2 separate regions of the Homo sapiens genome follow, and region 2 is linked to region 1. A link is a contact called in ENCODE Hi-C or POLR2A ChIA-PET data. All regions are on one chromosome and are shown on one strand. Each heading gives the region's core, a stretch centred on a gene start or an enhancer-like site at or near the end of the contact. The rest is flanking DNA. Distances are from core to core; before and after follow the strand shown. Region 1 overlaps MYO5B (myosin VB). Region 2 overlaps MYO5B (myosin VB).

Region 1 (5,746 bases), core at 1,907-4,406:
TGCCTTCAGTGTGACAGCTCAGGAGGAAACAAGATCCTGATTTAGCAGAAGCAGATGTCTCATAAAATACTTTAACCATGACAAAGTGAAACTGTGAATTAGTCATTTAAGTATTTACTCTAGTGAATATCCAAACAGATGTGCTCATGTAGAAAAGAAAATAAGCTCCTTCCTTCTGTCATTGGACCAATGTGCATGTGACTTTATAGTGTTCTTCCGGTTTCTAGCCAGGTTGTTGCTGAAATATCTTGGCTGTGTATCTTGGATCTGAGCTTGGAAGGCACCTATAGTGATGTGGGAGGTAAATCTCTGAAGGTTGCTTTAGGACACTGAGAATCTGTGTGTAGACTGTGGAGCCCTGGTCCTATGTCCAGTGTCCTGAACTGGCCCAGTGAACCCATGGCAGGCACACACGGGCCCTAGTAAATAGTAGTCTATATTTAGCCCTTTTGGTGGAGGATAAAGTTTATATATCTAATGTCAGGTGCCCATTGGCATCAACGAAGCCAGTTGGCTTTACAGGGGGAACATAAGTACAAGATACCGTGTATTTCTCAGCTAACTATTCTGCAAATTCATGTAAAGATGGTTGCTGAAATTATGTGGAACTTCATCCCCACCACTTAAAAGCAGCTCAAAGCTCCAGTCCTTGCCATATGTTTCCTGGGGGCCCAAATCACCCCTAATTGAGAATGTCTCACTTAGAGTAAGATCCTTGTGTTCTGTGGTGGCCTGTTGGTAGTAGAACCCCAAGAATCAACTACGTTTTACTTACAAGGCTGGCTGACTGGCTGGCTTTGCATCTAAGCCAGGCTTTTGGGAGTGGAAGGAACCATGGCATCTTGTTAGACTTCTGTTCCTCCTGTTCCCTAAGTCTCTACTGTGTGTCCCACTGTTGCTAAGTATCCTTGAAGCACAGTCTTCCTGTGTCACTTATCCACTCTGGAACATCAAACAGCTGCCTGTGTTGAGAAGCCTCCATGATCCTGTCCCACTCTACCTGTCCAAACCTACTTCTCATTATTGCTTGACATGCCTTTTTTGTTTCAGGTGTTTTGGGTTTTATTGTATCAGTTGTTCTTATTCTGAACAGTAGGTACAAAAGATATGAACACTGTTGTGTCTTAGGTTGGAAATGTGCATCCTCAGACTTTAAGAAACTCCAGATTGAGACAAGCTTGGATGCGGATTGAATTCATGGTCAGAAGATGAATTAAATGGAAAGAAAAAAAGGCAACTTGTGCTTGAAGCCTCTAAGCAGTTGCTGAGACTCATTCAGCTCTTGTAGTTGTGCTTGGATCATTCATATAAAGGCCGTTTTAATCTGTTCTTCAGATTCATTCAGGGGAGTATAAAGGTTTACAACTTTGACAGTGGGGCTGGGTGTTGACAGAGGTGACTAGGAAGCTGGTGGCCTTGGCATCCTTAGGGTTTTCTTCTGGGATTACAGGAGCTGGACTGCAAGGATCAGAGGTTCCATCATCTGAACTGCTGTCCTTTGGTGAAGGTTTCTTTCCCAGCTGCTCAGTTGACCACTGTTGGTACCTGGATTGCTTATGCTCCAAGAGCATGTATTGGAGTCATTACATTGATGATACAGAGGAGCTTACTACATTGTCCATGTTATCTATGTTATTTCATTTCTGTTTCTAAGACTTTCTTTTTCTTCTGCATAAATCCTACCATCTCTGCAAGCCTTTCCCAGTTAATCCAGTCCCCATGCCACTGTGCTTCCAATCTGTACCACACAGTTGGACATTTACCTTTTCAAAGCTAAGTTGTAGTTTGTAAGCTACTTGAAGTTAAGGCAGTCTATTTCCTTGTTGTGTATTTGCTTCCTCACAGCCAGCCTAGTAACCAGTAGATATTTTGGTATTGATTTTGATGGGACTCTTTAGGACATCTAATATGAATGTTATAACTTCATTGGAATCCATAGAACATGGCAACTAAGTTTGGAGCCTGTAACTCCAAAGCAACGATTGCTAGTTTACACCTTGCCCCTTAAACAATTGGAACAATACACCTATAAGATAAAAAAAAACCTGATTTTAAGTAACATAGTGTTTCCACGAATCTGTTGGTATTAACTGTTGTTGAAGTATACCCCTAAGTAAGTAGACAAACTGACCTGCTTGATGGAGGATGTTGGATATAAGCAAGTTATATTGTGGAGTAAATGTTAAAGCAAATATTTTATTTCGAAGGGAATTCTTTACTCTGACTTCCAGAGGTGCTCTCTTGGCTTAGACTTTGAATGTGGTTCAGGGTGTGAGAAGTTGGTCATTCTTGTCCTTTCCTGACTCATACCACTAGCCTCTTTGGCAAAAAGCAGTGTGTAGTTTCTTTGTTTAGGGTAGAGCATTAGTTTCCAGGGTGGTGACTTTTCTTTGCTGGTCTGAAGTCATGCTGTCTCCAGTTTCCTGTTTCATTCTCTGCTCCTCCTCAGTTTCACCAGGGTGTGTGATCCACTGCCCTCATTTCCTTGTTGGCAGTGGGTCCTTTGGCACCTGCGGCTGCTTCATGGGCAGTCAGGGTTTGCCTGTAGGCCCCGAGAGGCTTGGGACTTGCAACAGAAGTTTACCATCCTTCCCTAAGCACTGGCTTGTGTCATTTGATGACTACTTATTCAGAACCTGGAACTTTCTGCCTGTGAGGTCGACATACCCATCATGCTTATTGCCTGGAGAGGAAGCCCTACATTCTGCTGCTGCTGCAGAGTGATGATTTTTAACAGACCAGAACTTACACATCTAAATGAGTGTTGTTGTTCAGTGAAGTCACCTTAGGACAATGATTTAAATAACACCGCGATTTCTCAAGAAGTTTGGAACTTCTCTTATGGTTGAGTTCAAAGCCATTTTATGTTATATGTGGCCCAAACAAGTTTTATTAGTACAATTAAATCTTTATTGAGGACTTTTGATGGACCACATAGTGAACTTGGACTGGGAATCAAAAGAATGGTAAGGCAGGGTGTCTGCCTTCACTGTGCCTGCAGTCTGGCTGAGATGCACATGTGAGCCACACTAGCACAAGCCAGCATGCACTGGCCTGTCACAAGAGAGGTGAGATCAATTCTAGGGATGCGGAGGTGGGAGTGATGACATCTGTGGGGAATGGGGATGGGAGGAAAGTCAGGGAAGACACCAGCAATGAAAGACTGGGAGGATTTGAGAAGAAAGATAGGGGAGGAAGGACAAGGGAACCATATCAACAGCAGTGTTGAAAATCTGGGGACTTGCCTGGGAAATGAAGTCATTTCACTGGACTGACAATGCATGCTGCAGTGTTGGTTTCCCTTCATAGGTGGAGCCAGGCCCAGCATAAGCACTGACCCTGTGGATGGATGCCAGGTGAGGCTGGCAGGTCTGCTGGCCCAGGTGTTGTCTCCCGCAGGAGCTGGGAGCAGACGTTGTCTGAAGGTAGGGGTATATTGTAGCCATGCTGAGGAGCCAGCATAGAAGCCAGTGTTGGACCTAGGGAGCTCCAGCAGGAAGACACTGGGGAGAGACATTGAGAAGAGGAAATAGAAATGCAAGGCAGGGCAAAGGGGGTTTGATGATGACGGTGATGATGATTTTTTAAGAGTATGTATTGTGAACAAAGTAGGAAAGGACTTGTGCTTATTTACAGTGGACAGACTGGTGCTGGGGCAAGTGGGTACATCGTAGAAGTTAGGATGAAGGAGAGATGGAAATGGTGACCAGTGGAGATCAGCCTCAATGGCTTTCAATACAGACTAAGAAGTGTGACCTTGATCCAGGAGGCTCTGGGAGCCACAGTGATCCTTCTTGAACACGGAGTGACATAGCCAGACCTAAGTTTTAGAAAGAGGGATCTTCTAGCTCTTGGTGGGATGGATTGGAGGGGGGAGAGGCTGAAGGCAAGACAACCTTGGCCTTCACAGCCTAATTTAAAAAGTAAAGAGCAAACACTTGAGTCAGAATGCTTCAGAGGGGGAAAGGGGGGAATTTGGTGTGAGAAGCAGATGTTGAAAGGATTTGGGGATGGCTTGGATGTTGGGTGAGCACACAATCCTTGTTTTCCCCAAAATGCCTAGTTGCAGCCCAGTGTCTCAGCATAAGTGAATCATGGAGCTGCCTTTCTTTAGGTCAAAAATGGCCAAATGTGGCTATTTAATGTGGTTCAACATAAGGTTAAATGTGCCTCCTTTTCATATATGGGAAGTGTCCTGGTTTGGACAGTAAATGATTTGGTCCCCCTAGTTAGACATGGTGAGATATGGCAGAACAGTTTTCTTCGAAGTTCTGAGCTTGGTGACTGGGAGAATGCCCTGGTAGCAGAAGTGAATTGGGATTGGGAGGTGGGTGATATTGACCTACCTGCTCACCAAACTTGGGACCGACTCACATTTGACTTTCAAATAATTCTGTTCCCTCTCCAAAGATGTAACACTTTCATCTCTAAGGATATTGGAAGCAAAGAAGCTCTGAAGGTGGTTCCTGTAGAAGCTCTTAAAAGATTGCTTTCAGTGGCATGACCCATATGGGAGTGTCTAAGTTCTGGTGGATGTGTTCATGAGTGAGGCTCCCTGCACTGTAGTCATTTCTCACATGGGTGGTTAGAGTAGGTGGCTGGCCATCCCAAGGCGCATGGGTCTCGTTCACTTAACTGTATCCATTAACTGATTTCTGACTCTTTCCTGAAAGACAGCTAGGCTCACACATGCTCATCCTTATTCACAATGGGGCTGGGCTTAGGTGTGTCTAAGGGCTCAGTGCAGACACACCCACCCATGTGTGCATCCCACAAAGAGTGCCCAGCAGAACCACTCTCATTCTGAACCCCAGCACATGTGCCTGCTTCATGATTTAAGCAAGTACCAGGTATCTAGTGGAGAAGCAGAAATGTCACGGTGATTAAACTTTTTAGTTTTATGAGATCTTGCTTCAGTCCCTTGAATGCACAGGTTAACTGCACGGCTTGCTGTGTAGAGGAGGGAAATGCAGGGAATTACATCCACTTCTATTTCATGGGTGGAATTACTAGCTATACCAAAGCATCAGTTCCTAAGGATAAATAAATGGCTTTGTCAGGCCAACTATGACAATAGAAGATACTTCAGTGGAAACACATTTTTCTGAAATGGTTGCACTCAAGATCGTTGGTGAGGGGATACTCTGTGAGAAAGGTTGTGCAGGGAATGTTGATGGATTTCGGCCAGTTGTGGTGGCTCACACCTGTAATCCCAGCACTTTGTGGGGTTGAGGTCAGTGGATTACTTGAGGCCAGGAGTTCGAGACCAGCCTGGCCAACATGGCAAAACCTTGTCTCTACTAAAAATACAAAAAAATTAGCCAGATGCAGTGGTGCACGCCTGTAGTGCCAGCTACTCAGGAGGCTGAGGCATGACAATCACTTGAGCCTAGGAAGTGGAGGTTGCAGTGAGCTAAGATCACATCACTGCACTCAAGGCTGAGTGACAGAGCGAGACTGTTTTAAAAAAAAATGTACAGGTTTATATTACTGAGCAAGTCCATAGGCAATAGATCCTGGTTTCAGTTTTTAGTGGCCTAATGGCTACACAAAGAGTCAGGACCACATCAGTGTGTTATGTACCAGGTTTATGGATGAGGAGATCTACAAACACCAGAGTTACCCAAATCTCTGTTGTCTTTGATAAAAGCAACACTGGTCTCCATATAGGTTTTTTCCCTTGTTTGGTAAATGTTCCCATGGGGCAGCAGTGTAGCTCAAGGGTCATTTCTGCATTTTCTGCATT
Region 2 (5,769 bases), core at 760-3,259, 65 kb before region 1:
ACTTGAACAATTTTTGATATTTTTCTTTTAAATAGAATTACATTCCTACCTAATGGCTAAAACATGAAGTTTATTAGGATTTAGACATGGATGGGATGTTTGAAGTCACCTGAACTGTCATTTGGGATCTCAGAGCAAATTAACATTTGCATAATGATTGTGCTTTCTCCTCTTTTGTTACTGCCAGCAAAATAATCACCTGGAGTCCAGGCAGGCATGGGAGGGGCCAGCTCCATGGGGTCCTGGTGCAGCTTGAACAAGTCTGGTTTGTGAGAAGCAGCTGGTCTCTGCTGAATGAAGCTGTTTCTGCCCAACTTGTTTTTAGGAGACTCTGGCCCAGAGACTACCTTTGTTAGGGAAGTTGCTCATGGACGCTATCAGGAATGCACTGCAGAAAATTTCCCACAGTATCCAGCACCTGGGCTGCTGGTGGGGCCTCATGGTATTGAAATAAGATAGGAGGAGAAACTAAGATTGTGTGCCCCAGGAGATTCATGCTGTTTCTGCCCAGAGCTGCAGCCAGGGGTTTCCCTTCTTCCTTAACGTGACAGGTAGAAAAAGTAAAAAGCCATTGCTTATGAAATCTGCAGGGCTGGGCTGATGTGGTGATGGAGGGGAAAACTGGAACATGAATGGTGCCCTTGTTTGCCCCTCTCCTGGGAGAGTGGAGGGTACCACCCTGACATGAACGAGCCGAGCTCTCTCCCCACTGCAAGTTCTGTATGTCAGGGTGGATTAATTCGTGTGCATGACTTTTTCCCTTTTGGAGAGTGATGAGGTGGCAGTATGGGGAGGAAAAAGGAAAAAATATTAGCAGGCTTGGTTGGGCTTTGCATTCACTGGAGGTCTGTCTACATGAGGTCATGAATCATCTTGTGTCTTGGAAAGCTGGCAACCTTGGTAGCAATTCATTTCAGAAGATCTGCTGATAGTACTATACTTCACGAAGTCATTTTTGTTATTAGCTACAGTTGCATGAACACAAACAAAAATCATTGAAATGTAAAACATGACTGCCTCAACCAGTTTGTAAAAGGAGGTCTCCATCAAGGACACTTTGCTTAGCTGATAGGTGTGGCTCCGAGTAGCTTGGAATGTGGGAGGGAGATGCCGCTGTGACAGGGCTGGAATGGACGGGATGGGGAGGCATCAGCTGTGAGGTGCTGTGTAGCTGAAAGATTTGTTGCCTGATCTTTTTGGGCAGTACTGTGCTGACCTCTGGGTTGCAGATGGTGCTGCCTCAGAAAGGTTGGCACAGTGCAGCACTTAGAGGCAGTGGATTCTGTGTAAACAGTTGATGATCATATCTGATGTGCCTCAGTGCCAGCACTGTGAAGAAATGTGCATTAGTGGATAATGTGATGTGGTCGAGGGCTCAGGGCCGCCCAGTTTGCTTTTGGAATATGCCAAAGATGTCCTGATGAGCCAACATTCTGGTGTTCTCTCCCCTCATCAGTTACAGGAGGCTGTGACCAAGCATCGTTGGCAATCTCATGGAAAATACGCTCTTTGAAGAAAAGAGTTGTCTATCAGGAGGCTGAACTTGCTGGTAGATCAGCACAGTCCTTCCAAATTTTTCAACAAATTAGATGTTTTACTGCTTCCCTTAACTTTTGGTATCAAAAACTGGGCGCCGGGATTCCTATCAGGAGTGGTAATGATGTTTTGAAAATATGCTAGCACTTGGCAGGAATTTGCTTGTGGGTAGGGAGGGAGGGAGGGATGGTTCAGGATTCTGAAGGCTACTTTCCTCACACTATATTGCTGTTGGAGAATGTTGATATGCAGAAATACATTTTAGAACCCCATTTGAAGACTGAGTTTGGGCCATGCAGAACAGTTTGAGAAATAGCTTTTTCTTTAAGATTGGAGCACAGGGGAATTGGAGAATGTAGTGACCTCATCTTGCAAGACAGACCTCTTCCCTGCCTTCTGGGAAATACCACTACTGAGGGAGTGGCTGTTGGCCATCTGCGTTGCACGCAGGTACCTATGTAACCACTTCCATGAACAAAAAAGTGGATGCCAAACCAGTTTAGCAAAAAGCTGGTGGCCCTGCCTTTGGCTAGGTTCCTCAGCCTCCCCAGCTTCCTGAATGGGGCATCTTTGAATTCTCAAAAACTCATGCTGTTTTTCCCCTAGCAGCTTTCTCCCTCTGCCTTTGCTTTGGCTGTCACAGTCCCTGACTTTGCTTCAGGGCAGCAGGGAGGGGCTCCTGCCTTAGAGTTGTGTTTTGCAGTGTTCAGGAACCTGGGACTCTTGTCCATGTTTCCTGGTTGCCCCATAGTGGGGACTCTGTCTAGAACCTGATTGTCTTGGAGGATGCTTTCTAAGGGTCACTGATCCTTCTGCTTCAGGGTCTGAGGGAGACGGAGGTAGTGGCTGTAGCTAGCAGGGTCGGGCTGCATGTTGTCTTCTGATATTTCAGGGGAAGAGAGAATGTGGTAAGAGCAGTGACTCCTGTGCCCCCCCACCCCGCCCCGAAACCCTAGTCCTTTCTGCCCATTTCCTCTAAATTCCTTCAGTGTCTGGGGTCTAGTCACAATTTGGTGTTTAGGTATAGTCCCCCCACTCCCTTAGAGGGGAGCGGTCCTTCATGGTTTTGTGTGTTTTGTTTGTTTTTGAGACAGTCTCGCCCTGTTGTCCAGACTGGAGTGCAGTGGCACTATCTTGGTTCACTGCAACCTCCACCTCCCAAGTTCAAGTGATTCTCATGCCTCAGCCTCCTGAGTAGCTGGGATTACAGGCATGTGCCACCATGCCCGGCTAATTTTGGTATTTTTAGCAGAGGTGGAGATTCACCATGTTGACCAGGCTGGTCTCAAACTCCTGACCTCAGGTGATCTGCCTGCCGTGGGCTCCTGAATTGTCCTTCATTGTTTAATGTGAGTTAATCTCTTTTTCTAAGCCAGGTTGTGAGCTCCACAAGGGACAACTGCAACTTTGAGCTTTGTGTCCAGCCCCCAATACTGAGCCCTGTACTACAAGGAGGACACAAGCTGAGGGTGGCCTTGAGAGCCCAGGACAGGGCGGGAGTTGGGAAATTAACGTGGGAGAATGGCCGCAGTGTTTCAGGGCTTTTCTGAGGAGAGAATGAGCTCAGAATGGGCTGCTGGTGGCTGAGGGGTGGGTGTTGGACAGGAATGCAGTCTCCACACAGTTCTGAACTGTGTAGGGAATCGAGAGTGGAGGGACTAGGGGAGTTGATATGTGCTGAGGATTTCCTTTGGGCTAGGCCCTAGGATTGTGTCTACTCTCACAGCGGTCACAACTAGGATGAGTGGGTGAAAGTTTCAGGGAGATGGATTCTAGCTCAATCTGAAGACACAAGTTTCAGGTGACCCAGAGTGGCCCCCCAAGCCACCCCCCGACCCTCTCATTGCTGGAGGTGTTCACATATGGCTACCTGACCTTTCATGGGGAATGTGTGCCAGCTCTGTGGCTTGTCCCCAGGAACACAGTCGGCTGGAGGACTGTCCTTTTCTGAAGTCCTTACTTTGGGGGGCAGTTAAAATGTCTGTTCTTGTGGAGAATGTTGCTGATAGTCTCTGAAATTAAGTAAATATTAACTGGTCCACAGAACCCCCGAGTCAGGGAACCTCTGCTTTCCATCATCTGATAGAGAACTGGGTTTTACCCAAGATCCATCTGTAAGGCTCCTTTCAATACTGAGATCCTCCAGCTGTGGCCTCTGACCTTAGAGAGTCTGCTCCACAGCCTTGCCCTCTGCAGATGACAGCAGAACATTAAGAAAAGCCACCCACATAGAGTTTTCGAGAGAGCAGCTACCCTCACTGACCCTACGTTAGGGTCATAGGTGCACCCGGGCAGCCCCGTTGTTTCTGCTTCCATGCTTACGGTGGATATTCTTGCTTGGTGTTTTATCATCCGCTGGGAAGTGTTGACTGTGGTACGTTGTGCGTGTTAGCATGTGGTCCCATGGACAGAGGGGAGCCATTTGCACCCCTGGCCATGCCATCACGTCTGCGTGAGTACTGTCCAACTTGTGACTCTCCAGGATCCAGTGTTGCTACGTTGTTCATGTGGAGCGTCTGTGTGCCTGTGCCTGTTCTGCAAGGGAGGGTGAGGGTTGGGCAGCAGGGTTCCTGCCATCTGAAGCTCAGTCTTGGATAGGGCAGCAGCAGCACAGGCAGTGCCACACGGAATGTGCAGCATGATATCAGTGGCGTGGGGGTGCTGGGGAGGATGCAGGAGGAGACTAAACAGTGGAACGTGAAGACCTTGAGTAACAAACACTGGGAGAGAGGGGAGCTGGTTGCTGGCGGCGTGGGGCATCATAGAGGCCTGGAGGTGCGGGATGGCAAAGGGACTTTTTCTTAGAATAGAAGATTCCTTTTGGGACAGTTGGGAGACAAGTCTGTGGGGGAGGATTTGGGATTTGACATGATGTGGGCAGAGAAAGCCACTGTGAGCATGAGAAGCACGGTGGCCTGGGGGCTGCAGAGCACCTGGAGCTGGGAGCTTTAGTTGACTGCTCTCCCGTGGGTGACTGAATGTCACTAACGTCTCTCAGCTTGAGTTTCCTGGGTTGTATATTTAGGCCCAGCCTGGGAAAGATGGGTGTGAGGGTTGAAGAAGGTAATAAACATGTGAAAGCTCCTTGAACATGCCAGGGGATTGGTATCTGAGAGATTTTCTGCAGGGGTTGAAATAATCAAATATCAGAGTTAGAAAGTAGAGGAAAGCATATTTTCTTTGATGGCAGAGGGGTGGCAGTTGGCGGGGGCGTAAATCAGTTGCTTCAACCTTTGCATGATTTCTTAGGAGTCAGGAGATCTTCCCTGGGTTAACTGTGGGTTTGGTTAACCTTTGAGGCTGGCTGTGCACCTTCTCAACTAGGTCTGTTTATTTTCAGAAGTGATTGACAGCTCTGGACAAACCTGTTTGACTTCTCTGGGAGTCTCCCCAGGATAACGAGTTTAAACCTTTGTCTCTCATGGTTGTTAGTCTTCATGCATGAAAGGAGCTGTAGAATTTGCAGGGCTTTGTGCAGCCTGCTCTCATTTGGAAGTGTCCATTAATAATGATAACGGCAAACATCGTGGTGTAGGGTAGCACAGGCGTAGATTCATGTTTAATCTAGAGGACTTCATGGTAATCCATACACATTATCATTCTTACCCCATCATCAGATGCTCAACAGCTTTCCACAATGTGCCAGGAGGTTGATAACTGTAGCTCCTGCCTCAGAGAACACCGGCTCCTTAGGGAGACCATAATGGGGCATGTTCTGGATTGGGAGCCAGGGAACTGGCATTCTCATTTTAGTGTCCTCAACAATGGACTCTGACTTTGGAAAAAATATGTCACCTCCTTGGGCCTTGGGTTTTTCACTTGCAAATAAGGATTTTGGGCCAGGTGATTTTGAAGGGTGTTCTCAGGTCCTTTCCACAGTATGGGATTTTGTGATTGTCCATGTACAAATGCATCACATGATGAAATTTAACTATGTACATGAGCAATACATGTAAGAGCTAGGAATCCACGCAAGGAAAGATATTAATAATTGTGGGTCCTGAGGGTCAGAAATGGCGCTTCCAAGAAGGTAAAAATGTAGATGAAAAGTCCAGATATCTGCATAAAAATAGGGAATGGAGGCTCACCTGCTAAGTCATATTAGGTATATGAAAGAGTGGCGTTGGTTAGGGGTTCTGAGGTCCTTGGCAGCATCCATGTGAGCTCATTGGGAGATCCAGGGATCTTCCATCTATTTCTTCTTTGTGCCATAATTACTTGAGTATCTGTGAA

The links. A loop is a pair of places that touch in the nucleus more often than their neighbours do. ChIA-PET counts read pairs that join two places held with the same protein, here RNA polymerase II (POLR2A).
Region 2: a map of PC-9 shows a loop between it and region 1 (5-fold over the local background). The contact joins two enhancer-like sites. A Hi-C loop is called at or near these places in 2 of 168 maps with a recorded cell type or tissue (PC-9 and ovary). POLR2A ChIA-PET finds 5 or more read pairs at or near these places in 1 of 52 experiments (PC-3).

Annotation. Positions count from the first base shown.
Region 1 is chr18:50,094,566-50,100,311 of GRCh38, reverse strand. All of the region lies in intron 1 of MYO5B (myosin VB), which reads left to right. Among named protein-coding and RNA genes, the nearest start is that of MIR4320, 29 kb to the left of the region's middle. RefSeq lists an enhancer at 1-518. Within about 2 kb of position 3,156, at least 11 of the 41 ENCODE cell types and tissues checked have a DNase peak (open chromatin) inside an H3K27ac peak, as active enhancers do; they include PC-3 and PC-9, where a contact is called at or near this core.
Region 2 is chr18:50,158,236-50,164,004 of GRCh38, reverse strand. The region is part of intron 1 of MYO5B (myosin VB); the gene reads left to right. Among named protein-coding and RNA genes, the nearest start is that of MYO5B, 34 kb to the left of the region's middle. Within about 2 kb of position 2,009, at least 4 of the 41 ENCODE cell types and tissues checked have a DNase peak (open chromatin) inside an H3K27ac peak, as active enhancers do; they include PC-3 and PC-9, where a contact is called at or near this core.